Linked DNA regions of Homo sapiens: all the other regions are linked to region 1. The links are chromatin contacts, found by Hi-C or POLR2A ChIA-PET in ENCODE. All regions are on one chromosome and are shown on one strand. The core of a region is the stretch at or near the end of the contact, and the rest is flanking DNA. Distances in the headings are between cores, read along the strand shown.

Evidence for each region. A loop is a pair of places that touch in the nucleus more often than their neighbours do. ChIA-PET counts read pairs that join two places held with the same protein, here RNA polymerase II (POLR2A). Pooled maps may share reads with other maps.
Region 2: a loop to region 1 is called in a pooled map, with 4 times the contacts of the local background. The contact joins the enhancer-like site here to the promoter of HMGXB4 in region 1. A Hi-C loop is called at or near these places in 2 of 50 pooled maps. POLR2A ChIA-PET finds 5 or more read pairs at or near these places in 2 of 52 experiments (MCF 10A and OCI-LY7).
Region 3: a loop to region 1 is called in a map with no recorded cell type, with 20 times the contacts of the local background. The contact joins the promoter of LARGE1-AS1 here to the promoter of HMGXB4 in region 1. A Hi-C loop is called at or near these places in 3 of 37 single-sample maps with no recorded cell type and 12 of 50 pooled maps. POLR2A ChIA-PET finds 5 or more read pairs at or near these places in 1 of 52 experiments (MCF 10A).

The regions. Positions count from the first base shown.
Region 1 is chr22:35,255,402-35,259,293 of GRCh38, forward strand. It overlaps HMGXB4 (HMG-box containing 4), which reads left to right and starts at 2,092. Exons shown (of 11, transcript NM_001003681.3): 1 at 2,092-2,156. LOC105373017 (a long non-coding RNA gene) reads right to left here. Exons shown (of 4, transcript XR_938210.3): 1 at 2,787-3,892; 2 at 1,812-1,860. RefSeq lists an enhancer at 1,386-1,886 and a silencer at 2,152-2,651.
Region 2 is chr22:33,269,442-33,273,333 of GRCh38, forward strand. LARGE1 (LARGE xylosyl- and glucuronyltransferase 1) reads right to left here. Exons shown (of 15, transcript NM_133642.5): 15 at 3,068-3,892. Among named protein-coding and RNA genes, the nearest start is that of LARGE1-AS2, 110 kb to the left of the region's middle. Within about 2 kb of position 2,055, at least 9 of the 41 ENCODE cell types and tissues checked have a DNase peak (open chromatin) inside an H3K27ac peak, as active enhancers do; they include OCI-LY7, where a contact is called at or near this core.
Region 3 is chr22:33,919,297-33,923,188 of GRCh38, forward strand. LARGE1-AS1 (LARGE1 antisense RNA 1) reads left to right here and starts at 1,929. Exons shown (of 2, transcript XR_001755630.2): 1 at 1,929-2,227; 2 at 3,111-3,759. LARGE1 (LARGE xylosyl- and glucuronyltransferase 1) reads right to left here and starts at 1,180. Exons shown (of 15, transcript NM_133642.5): 1 at 699-1,180. RefSeq lists silencers at 708-807, 1,078-1,227, 1,548-2,047.

The sequences.
Region 1 (3,892 bases), core at 842-3,341:
CTACTTGGGGGGCTGAGGTGGGAGGATTGCTTGAACTCAGGGGGTCGAAGCTGCAGTGAGCTGTGATCGTGCCACTGCACTCCAGCCTGGGTGACAGAGAAAGACCCTGTCTCAAAACAAACAAACAAAACCTCCCTCCACAGGGACACTGCTAGCAGGAAAGATGATGAAGCTTGGAGCTGCTGGAGTCATCACCTGAATCTGAGAATAAAGCTAACAGAGGAGAGCACCACAGACACGTCAAAGGACCAGCTTGAGTTACCTCCCTGGAAGTGACCATGTCTGCAGGTACTGGAAATTTCAATCATGTGAGCCAATAAATTCCCCTCTTCTGGGGAAACACATGGAAATGGGTTTCTGTCACAACTGAAATCATCCTGACCAATGGATTTAGGGCTCTGAAGAACAAAAAGGAAATACATCATTAGGGCTCTTAAATGCCTCAAAGGGAAGCCTAACGTCAGGCAGGGTGTCCCAGAAATGCAATCTAACACCTTTTGGTGAAACTCATTGCCTGTCTTTTTGGTGAGTAGGATGGGAGCTGCGGAGAAAAAGGCCATGCTACTTTTATTAAGTATTTGCAGTTACATTTTGCAAATGATTTCAGCAACTTTATCTCAGGTGTTTTAACATCTCAGCATCTCACAGTTGTAAGAAACAGAATCAATCTTCTACTCAGTGCAGAGGGGGAGAGAGCATGATATAGCAAAAAGAGCACTGAACCAGAGTCTAACAATCTGGCTTTTCATCTTTATCTGATCACTGATTAGAGTGTGGTCTCAGACAAATCACCTTGCTTTTATTGGTCTCATGACTACCTCGTCTTCAAGCACTCACCCAACTCTGCAATGGAAAATACACTAGGACAGAGGTTCTTAATTTTTTATGGGGCCTGGGCCCTAGGAAAACACACACTGCACACATGATTTTACGTTGCATGGGGTTCACAACTCTAGAAGCCAATCTACATCTCTAACTTCTCTGCTTTACAGTAACACCAGCTTCTGCTTGAGCGCTCCTCCAGTGGGAGGGAGCTCACTACTCACAAGGAAGCCCATTGTACTACTGAACTGTACTAGAAAAATAAGTTATTCTTCATATATATATATATTTTTTGAGATGGAGTCTCACTCTGTCCCCCAGGCTGGAGTGCAGTGGCGCAATCTCGGCTCACTGCAATCTCCGCCTCCCGGGTTCAAGCGATTCTCCTGCCTCAGCCTCCTAAGTAGCTGGGATTACAGGCACGCGCCACCACGCCTGGCTAATTTTTTGTATTTTTAGTAGAGACGGGGTTTCACCACATTGGTCAGGCTGGTCTCGAACTCCTGACCTCAGGTGATCCACCCACCTCAGCCTCCCAAAGTGCTGGGATTACAGGCGTGAGCCACCGCCCCTGGCGTTCTTCTTCATATCAAACCAAGTTCTATACACTGTAATTTCTACTCATTGGTCGAAGTTCTCAATGGCAAATCAGAAAAATTGTGTTCTCGCCTGTATATGACATCTCTTCCTCTCTCTCTCTGAAGACTGTTTCTAACTAAAAAATGTAGATGATTCGCCATGCAAATTATTTTACTGTACATTGTTACAAAGATAAGTTCTTCACCTCACCCCTAATATGCCAAATGTTCAAATGTAGATGCTGAAGTCCAAATAAGCACACTGCTATTAATCTGCATAGATCTAGGTGTTGCAAAGAGGAGAACTGCTGTATAACAATATCTTGAAAGAAACAGCATAGTATTTTGGGGAAAGCACTGCATTCAGAATCAGAAGACTTGGAGTAATACTCGGTCTCACATTCCAACTACCTGTGTATCCTTGGGCACGTCACTTAACTTCTCTCAGCCTGGTTCTCTTCTGCAAAATGCGACAGGAATACAGTGAGGATTAAGTGAAATAATGTTTGTAAGCTTCTAGGGCAAGGCTGGGACATAGCAAATTCTCAATAAATAAGTGCCAGCTCCCGCGCTCAGCAGGCTCCGAGTTTTATTCGATGCGCTCGGCGCTCTTGGTCGAGCGGGATTCCCCCTCCGGAGCCCGAGTCTGCGCTCTGGGCTCGACTGAGGCTCCCTGGCCGCTCGCGCTTTTCTCTCCTTCTCCAAGATGGCGGCGATCGGCGGCGTTGAGGCGGGATCCGGGCGAGCCGAGTGAAGGTAGCGGCGAGCGGAGACCCCAGGAGACCGGGCTGGGCCCCCACCCTGAGGCGGCAGCAGCCCCGCCCCGTCGCCACCCGCCGCCCTGGGCCCGCGACATCACCTCTGGGGTGCCCCAGGCCCTTCGCGGCCTAGCCCAGGGGCCGAGCCGGGGACTGGAGTAGCGGCCGCAGCCGCCCCCAGGAAGGGGCTGGAGCGGGCAGAAGGAGGAGGGCGGGCGGGAGCTGTTCAAACGGGGAAGGCGGGAAAGCTGCGGGGCCGGGAGGGGGCGTGCGGCCGCCCCGGGGGCCTGCGGACCCGGGCCGCCCCTCCCCCTGCCCGGGCCGTCTCCGCCCTCGGGGGCGCCGTGAGGCCGCCGGAGACGCGGGAACCCGGGTTCAGGTCGAGCTGTGCGGCTCGGAACCCGCGATGCGGGGGTCCCTCGGGCTGTCAGGGGGAAAGGGCTCGTGGCCGCGGCCACGGGAGGGCTGGGGCTGCGGCTGGCAGGAGAAAGTACGAGGAGCTTTCTTCTTTTCCTCTTCACAGAGCTTTGTTGAGCTAGCTGTTGCCGCAAAACTGCCGGGAGAATCCCACTGGTTTGCCTTGGGGACCACAAAAATGGTGGTCCTGGGGGCTGTTTGTGTAAATCACCTGGTATTTTGTGTGTTTCTTGCGTGCAACCCGGCTTGGCCGTGCCTTCGTGGTGGGCGCCTTCTCCATGCAGGCCCATTTTCCCTCCACCAACTACTACTTGTAGATTCACTTTATAGCGTGCAAAAGCGGAGAAACATCTCTGTCCCCTCTTTTGGAGGGCTAAGCTGGTGGCTGATTATATTTCCTCCTAATAGAACAAAGTAAAAAACTGAATCCCAAATAAAGCCTGTTGATTGGACAAGGCTTCTCAAAATTCGATTGCTGGTCTTATGGAATGTGTGTTGTCAGCCAATCTGTGCGGTGGTCGTGGTTCCGCTTAATTGCACTGCAATGAGAGGATTCAATCCCCATCCCCGACTGTCGGGATCTCTGCAGCTTCCAGAGCTGGCAGGGGCTGGGAGTGCTGCCTAGGTAGGTCCCTGGAGAAGGGAGTGGCAAGAGGATTCGGAGTCACCGTGTTCGGAGATTGGAAGAAACCTGGACGAAGTTGAGAAGGCATCACTTGTCTGTATCGTAGAAGTAACAAGAAAATTTCAGAAATTGGCAACCGGCGGATGTGCATCTTCCTTTACCTGCACTGACTGGCATTTTGAGTTCTTGAAAGGAGTGGTTGGAAGAAGAGAATGCAGAATCTTGGACATGGCTCTCATCCTGGAACAGACCTGGAGTTCAGAATTTCTCTTACTGTCCGTGTGACGGGGCTTACTTTGTTTCCTTTTTTTCGATACTCATTTACATTATGGGGTGAAGAAGGTTGTTGATTGCAGGAGCTCAAGTTACCTCAAAAAAAGTCTGAAACCTGTTTTTTAACTGTAATTTGAAGTTTCAAAATGACAAAGTGCTATATCTGAGGACTTTTTCCTCCTGATTACTTTGGTCATCCCAAAGGCCTATGCCTGAACATAACTTGTATGCTTATCTACCAGGGAAAGAGCAACTCTGCCCCCTCCTTTTTCATATCCTGAAGAAAAGTCCCCGAAGAGCTATTTAACAATTTGTGCATTTCATAAGTATACATTTTTATGGTACCAGTTTTTTACTTGTATCAACAGTATGAAATAGTGAACTTTTACTTATGTTGTCATATCTTAGCACACTGAGAC
Region 2 (3,892 bases), core at 805-3,304, 2.0 Mb before region 1:
ATGAGTAGATGCTCAATACATTACTTGTGGAATTCAGAAAAAAATGATAAAAAGTGCAGTGAAATTACTGATGTCACTAGAGCCCTTATTTTCTTTCTTCAGCACCACTTACCCAGGAATCTGTCAAAGCTTTGCTCTCAGTGAGCCCTGTCAATCATTTCATGACATTGTCCTGGCCTCATTGATCAGATGGCCTTGGTACGACACCTTGGGAAACACTTTCCCAGAACTGCCTGACATTTTTTCATTCCAGAAGACATTATCTCTTAAGACTATATTAACCTGAGCCACCGGTGGCTCACGCCTGTAATCCCAGCACTTTGGGAGGCCGAGGTGGGCGGATCATGAGGTCAGGAGATCGAGACCATCCTGGCTAAAACGGTGAAACCCTGTCTCTACTAAAAATACAAAAAATTAGGTGGGCGTGGTGGCGGGCGCCTGTAGTCCCAGCTACTCGGGAGGCTGAGGCAGGAGAATGGTGTGAACCTGGGAAGCAGAGCTTGCAGTGAGCCGAGATCGCGCCACTACACTCCAGCCTGGGTGACAGAGCAAGACTCTGTCTCAAAAAAAAAAAAAAAAGACTATACGAATGTGTTACAACAAACCAATGACCAAATCCATTAAATATTCACAGTCAGAAACCCCACATTTTTGTGGCACCCCCATTACCTCCTTTTGGATATCACCAGTTATTTCTTGAAATTAAAGGACACTTCTTAAAAGGAGTTTTGTTAAATGAATGGAAACAAAGATCATGGTATATCCGACATTAGATCCTATGGGTCTGAAACCTCTTAGAATGCATATGGCAGATAAGTGACATTTCATAAACTTGAATGGCACTAAGCTGAATAATAAACCCTTAGGGTTAAAAAAAATGAGGAAAACGAAGTATATGAAGTACATGAAGATACGACTGTACAAGCCTCGCAGCTAAGCTGATTTCAGTATTGTATGGGAAGGCAGTAGCACATTTTAGTGGAAAGACAGGGGTTTTTGAAGCCAGCCAGATTTTGGTTCAAATTCTGGCATTCCATTAGCAGCCTGTGTGGTCTTGGGCAAGTCACATTAATTTCTCTGGGAGCTAGTTTTATTAGCTAAATAATGGGGATAATAATACCTCCCTTATTTTATAACATAGCTGTGAGGATCCATCATTGCCAACTACCATAGAAGTCTTGGTTCAATAAAGGGTAGTTCTTATTATCTCTACCAAGAGTGTGAAGGAGCTGTGTCTGAGAGGGGATTTGAATCACATTTCTTTCACTAACACAGAGCTCCCTAAAGGCCTGGTGACCACAAATGAAGCCTTAACTCAAAGACAGTAGAGTCTTTGAAAGGAACAGAATTAAAGTAGGGTCTGTCCTTTCATGATGGGGCACAAAGAGGCTATTAGTCAACTCAGCAAATATGTGCTCTGTAAATCAGCTCAACACATTCAGAGAGATCACTCTGAAGCAGCATGCTAAGTCAGGGTACAAGGGAGAGCTTAAAACTTAGTGTCTCTACCTGAGCCATGTAATCTAAGAAACAACCCAGGAGAAGCATTCAGAGAATCAATTACTATCCCCTAGAGTGGAACCCAGCTGTCTGAATATGATTATAGATCACCCAGGTCTATTTCAAATTAATTTTCAGGAAGTCCATGAGCATAGCAAGATTTGGCATATTTTAGGAGATTGCTGTCTGGACTGTGTGTGTTATTGGATGGATGTTGAAGGAAGAAGACTAGAAATCCAAGAATCTTCCTACATAGGTTCAAATTCTCTTGTCTGTCACTGTTTCATATCTGTTTCCTTCTTATTGGGAAAGGAAGTAGCATTGCAGGTTATGTGCCTTTGGATTCAAAGAAGTAGGATTTGATTTAAATTCTAGGTCTGCCATATATTAACCATGTGAATTTGGAGGAGTTACTTAATTACACAGAATGCATTCAGGTTCCCCAAGTAGAAATGTTAATATCCACTTTGCAGTTTTGCTCCAAGGGTTCGGTGAACTCATGCCTGCCAAAGGCTTCTGCACATAGTGGTTACTGAAAACATCTCAGTTCCCCTCCACACTGACTGTTAAGGGGACCAAATGAGGGAACCTTGTCCTTCCTCTCAACTGAAAGCCAAGATTAGTATTGGCTTATTTAAGCATGAAAACATCTGTGTGACACATTTAAAGGCCTGTTTTACCCCCCAGGGAATTGATGCAAAGAAATCAACATCTTTTGCAATTACCTCTGCCCAAATGGCTACAGCTCCCCACACATAAGCTGGGGCTGGCAGTGAACTGCTGCTCCCAGTGTAAGTTCTGGGAATGCAGGCTGCTGGCTCTGCGGACCTCAGCCTCCATTGGGTTGGCAGCCTCTCTGTTGAAGTTGGGCATCCGCCAATGTCTGAGCTCCAGCCTTCAGTGAGATTGGCTTACAGTGTAAGGCACCTGTCTTTGGGGAAATAGGATTTTCTCCTGTTGGTGTGAAGTATCAGTTTCTGGCCTTAATAAATTCACTGTACGTGAAGGTACATCATCTTCTAGTTTATGCCTATTGTGTAAAAATAATTAGCACCTTTCATTCTCAGAAGTGACCCGATTTAGATGACAAATTACATGGTCACCAGCTACGCCCATAAAAATGCAAGTGAAAGCAAGGTGGCTGGGCATGAGTCAGGGGCCAAGCAAAATTTTAAAAATAAAAAGGCTTTAGGGAATTAAAAATGGATTTTTAACATTGAGGAACCAGTGCTACCATCAGGTTTTCACTTGGCTCAAGTAGCTGGTAATGATTAATTCAAAACCTGTATCGGTATGTGTACATCTCCTAACAGTGGTCCTCTCTAGGGAAGGAGGAGAAATTAGTGAGTGCCTCTGTATCTGTGTATCTGTCTGTGTGTGCTTGTGTGTACACAGGGGAGAGAGAAAGTCAATGATATGCTGCTGGTAAATATTTAACAACTAGCTCTTGGGGATGGGGACAGAGGAATCACTGAACGTGGAAACTGGAAATATGCCCAAAAAGGCCTTGTGAGCATGTAGAAGCTGGCCTGGCACACCACTGAACAAATTGGACTTTGACATGTACTTTCAAAATTTTTGTTCTGCTTTATACATATATGTCACTTTTTATTTATAAATGCTTTGTATATAGGCTATATACTTGTATGCTCTGTCTACATATATATTTACATACATACATAAGCCTAGCTAGATCTATGCAAAAATTAGTCCTAATGGTAATTTTCCTAATTCTTGTATAAATTTCCGTGTAACATCCACTTGAGCATGTAACATCGTGAGTGATCTCACAAACCGGATTGCTATAGGGTCCCACATGACTACCAGGCCCAAGGATGGGATGTTCCCTTTACAATTGATTACCAGGATTTACCCTCCTAGCCCACATCTGGTAGAAGACAACATCTGGCTCCAGTGTTGAGAAAGATGCGGAATGGAAAACTTGAAGATGGTTTGAGTTAGAGACAGAGTGGGATCTAACTTCAGGCAAAAGGGGAAAAAAAAGGCTAAAGTTCAAATGATGAGAAAAATAGAATGGGGGAACAGAAAGTGTGAAGTTGCTGTTTATCCACTGCAATTTAGCTCTCTATGTCAAGGTGTGTCTCAGTAGCTTCCTGCAAGAGTGGGAGGGGAATGGGGAAGAAACAGTCTGTACTTTCATTTATTAAATGCAGCTTTCGCTGGTCACATTGCAACTCAATACAAACAGCCCAGCAGAGGGTAGGGCATTAACTCTTGTTCTCATCAATGTAAACACAATATTAATATTGAAGATTAAAGAAAATGGGTAAAAAGTCCAGTGTCTCCTCAATCTGTGTGAAGGTGAAGGTGGTTGCCTACCCTTGGACAGGTCCCAAAGGGAGACTGAGGTTGTCACCTCTTCCCATCCACA
Region 3 (3,892 bases), core at 679-3,178, 1.3 Mb before region 1:
TTTAAAAGAGGATAAGGCAATGAACAAAATAACTTGAGGATACACAAACTTTGGAGTCCTCACTCCAAAACTTCAAAAGCAGTGACATTTACAAGAATGTCTGGATAGCTATACACTGATCACTCCTCACAAGCAGCTTTGACTAACAGGAAGGACATGCTGGCTGGGCTTCCCCCCTACAGATAGCAATGCCAACCAACCACTCTGTCCTAAAGAGGGACTCGCAAGCTGTGGCTGCTCGCCCCCAAATTGCGCAGGACTGTCTGCAAGAAGGAACAAGAAAAGTTATTCACAGCATCACACCACGAAAGGTAGTTGCGTACCGCCCAACAGGGCCCTCTCCAAACACGGCAGGCTCCGCGAACCACAGGTGCTCACCGCTAACAAGAGGGCCGGGGGTGCGGGTATCGGTCACATGCCCTCGTGGTGTTAACCAGAAACTCCTCCTGGCTCGCTCCCTGCCAGCAGCCTGTGTGCCCAGAAGCCGAGCAGGCCCTGAGGGGGTCCTGGGGACTTCGGAGACTGGGGGCTTCCACCTCCAGCCTCTCCAGGGCTCCCGGCCGGGGCAGCAGAGGGTGTGCCCGGCCTCCCCGCCGGCATCCCGAGTACAGGGGGTACCAGCCACAGGTTCGGAGAACTTGTCCGGCGCTACACACCACGGCGCCCCCGCGGCGACTCTCGCGCTCCGGGGCTCTTACCTTGGCCGTGACTGCCGCCAGGCAGAGGGAGACACGGAAGAACAGGGTGGCGCGGCGGCGCCGCCGCCTACGAGGCGCAGGGGGTCCGGGTCAGGGTCCCGGCAGGCGCTGCCCTACTCGGAGCGGCGGTGCCAAGCACAGAGTTCGGGACTGCCCCCGGCTCCAAATGCCGCGGCGAGGGTCCGGGTCCCCCAAGCTGAGCACTGTCCCTTCTTCCTCTTCCTCCGGGGCCGCTGCCTGGAGCTGCTCCCGGCCCGGGGGACTCTTCCGAGCCAGGGGCGCCCCGCATGGGCAGGGGCCTGGGTCAGCCTCGGGTTGGGTCCAGGGAGCGACCGCCGGGGCCGACTCCACCTCCCGCGCTCCAAGCCGATTCGTCCCTTCAGGGCAGGGCCTGCCCGCGAACAGCCCGGCGAGACGAGCGCGGCCGCGCCCCCAGCTTCGGGCGCCCGGGCTCCGGCGCGGCGGCGGGGCAGGAGCAGACTGGCCGGGCCGGGCGCCGAACGCGGCGGCGCGGGGGGGGCTGCAACCGGCCGCGGCGCGCTCTCCCCCAGGGCCTGCGCCGCCCGCCCGCGGCTCCGCGGGAAAGAAGCGCCGGAAAAGGCCTCGCCCCGGCCTGGGGCGCGGGGCCGGGGGCGCGGGGCTAGGGGAGGCGCCCCGGGAAGGTCACGGGAGCGGAGGCGCGGCGAGTGGATCGCGGCGCGGTGGGTGCGGGGAGCCGAGGCGGGCGGCCCCCGCCGCCGGGAGCGCTCGCCGGCCTTGGCCGCCGCCGCCGCCTCCGAGATGCGCCGGCTTCCCGGAGCGCCCGGCGCTCGGAGCTGGGCGGCCGCTGCAGCCGCCGCGGGCAGCCGGGCGCCGCTGGCCGGAGCCGGCGCGCGATCCCCGCCTCCCGCGCCCGGCCAGGAGTGGGCCGCCGCGCGGGAACCGGCAGGGGCGGGCGCTGGGGTCCGGGCTCCGGGCTGGCCCCGCCGCCTCCGCGTGCCCAGAGCGCCGGACTCGCTCAGCAGCTGCAGTGACTGTGTGTCTGTGTCATGTCTGTGCAGCCGGGGGGGACCGCGAGCCGGGGCTGGGTTCCGAGCGGGGGCGGGGCCGGCGCCCGCGTCGGCGCCCGCCCCCGACCCCGTGACCGAGCGGCCGGCCAATGGCAAGCGCCGCAGCCGCGCGGACCGAGAGTTCGCCCCCGCACAGGCTCCGCCCCCCGGCGAGACTCCGCCCCGGTGCTTCTTCAGCTCGCTGGCTGGCAGGCAGGCGGAAGCAACACCCGGAGCCGGGATCCCGGGCCGGGTCGGGATGAAAGGGTGCAAGCTGGGAGCTCCCCGCCCTTCTTCCCCCAACCCCGGCGGCTCCCGGCCGCCTCGGGCTTGGCGTGCCTCGCGGAAAAAGGGGGAAGGGAAGCGGGACGGGCCCGCAGCTGCCGTGGTAGAGAGGCTCGCAGGCTTGCAGGACCATGCAGCCTGCTCCCCAAATTGCACAAAACAGCCGTCGTGAGAAGTAGGAAGTTTCCCCGCCTCGGGTCGCAGCTTCTCTCGGAGGTGGGCATGCTGTGGGGCAGCCGGAGTCTGTGAGGAGCCCCGCCGAAGGGCTCTGACGGCATCTTTCTGGGATCGGTATCCAAGAATCCTGTCCAAGGCTTCCTCTTCCTCTGAGGAAACTACATTTCTTTTTCCTCCACCCCAAACACACACCCCATGCACGCACAACACGCCCCTCCCCTGCTGATTTTATTCTCGCTCTTTCCCTCTTGGCATAAGAACCCGGCGCGCAACATCCCTTGAATGGACTTCCAGCCTCCCAGTTCTAGGGACCAGGGTGGGGGTACGGAGAGTCCTCCCGAGCCACAGGAGAAGTGGGTGAAATGGGTCGGGGCACAGGAGCGGGGGTGTGAGAATGGATGGAAGGAGGATGCCCTCGAGAGAAGACCCAGAGGAGGCGAAAGCAGAGAGGCAGGGAGAGAAAGAGGACGCCGAGAGCTGCACAACTCGGACTCGGAGACCGGAGCTCCGGGCGCGCGATCCAGCTCCCGGGTTTTTCCGCAGCTCGGTCCCAGGGCTTCTGGGGTCCCCTTCCCCCCGGGTCTCCACCTCTCCCCAGCCGGGCGGGCCGCCGGGTCTTTGCCTTCCCTCTGCGCGCCTCTCCGCTCTCCAGGACTCGAGCGAGGCAGCGGGAAGCCCACCCTAGTTCTTGGAAGGGGCAGGGGAAGGATGGGCTGGGGAGGGGGCGCGCGGGAAAGGGCCGCCGAGCTTGGGTTGCCCAGCTGACCCCACTCCTCGAGGTCGGGCTGGGGGGGTGGGGCGGCAAGGGCTTCGGAGGCTTGGCCCCTGCTTGGCTCCGGACCTGGCTCCCGCCTCGGTAACCACACTCTCGGCCTTTGGCTTTACCGAGCTGGGACCCTTCTCCCATCCCCCTTCCCTCCAGCCTCGTGAAACAACGACCCCCACCAGCAGCAGCAGCGCCCGCTTTGCCCCGGCTCCGGAGCGCTGTTTACCTAATCTCAGCGGCTGACCGAGCCCAGCAGAATGCGAAAGGGAGGCAGCGGTGGTACAGCAGCGTCCCCGGCGAAGAAGTAAAAGACGTTTGCTTTGGAGCTTCGGGATAAGTTAACTGCGAAGCTGGGGTCCTGCTGTCTTACCTCTGCGGCGATGAGCCTCACCGTGCACGTTGGCAGGCATAGCAGATTCTGTTTCTGATGCCATTACCGTGTCGGAGAAGAACATTATATGAAAAAATACTATCTAATATCCTAGAGACCATTAAAGTGTCAAAGTTTAATGCCAAGTCTTTTAGCTCGAAGGCTGCTCAGTTCTTCCTCTGACGTGCAGCTCTGTTCCAGAACGCGCTGAAAACAAGGGGATCATTTTTATTTTTTTGCCGCCCGAATGTCCTTCCTTCCTACTCTCTTCCTCCTCTCTCACCCCTACCCCCTCCCCGGAACCGGGTAAAGTTAAAGGGAGAATTTGTACTTTCTTTTTACGTTTTGCTTTGCTTCACTTCATTAGTGGTGTAAAATGCATTATTACAGCACATTAGCATATTAATAAAGGTAACGTGACTGAGGAAAGGAAAAGACCTGAAATTTACAAGCGAAGGAGAAATAGTTGAATAACATCAGAAACTAAAAGATAAGCTTCCGGGAAAGAAACATCTCCATTATAATGACTCAAGTGTAGTACATTCTCTAGATGGAATCTAAGAAAGAA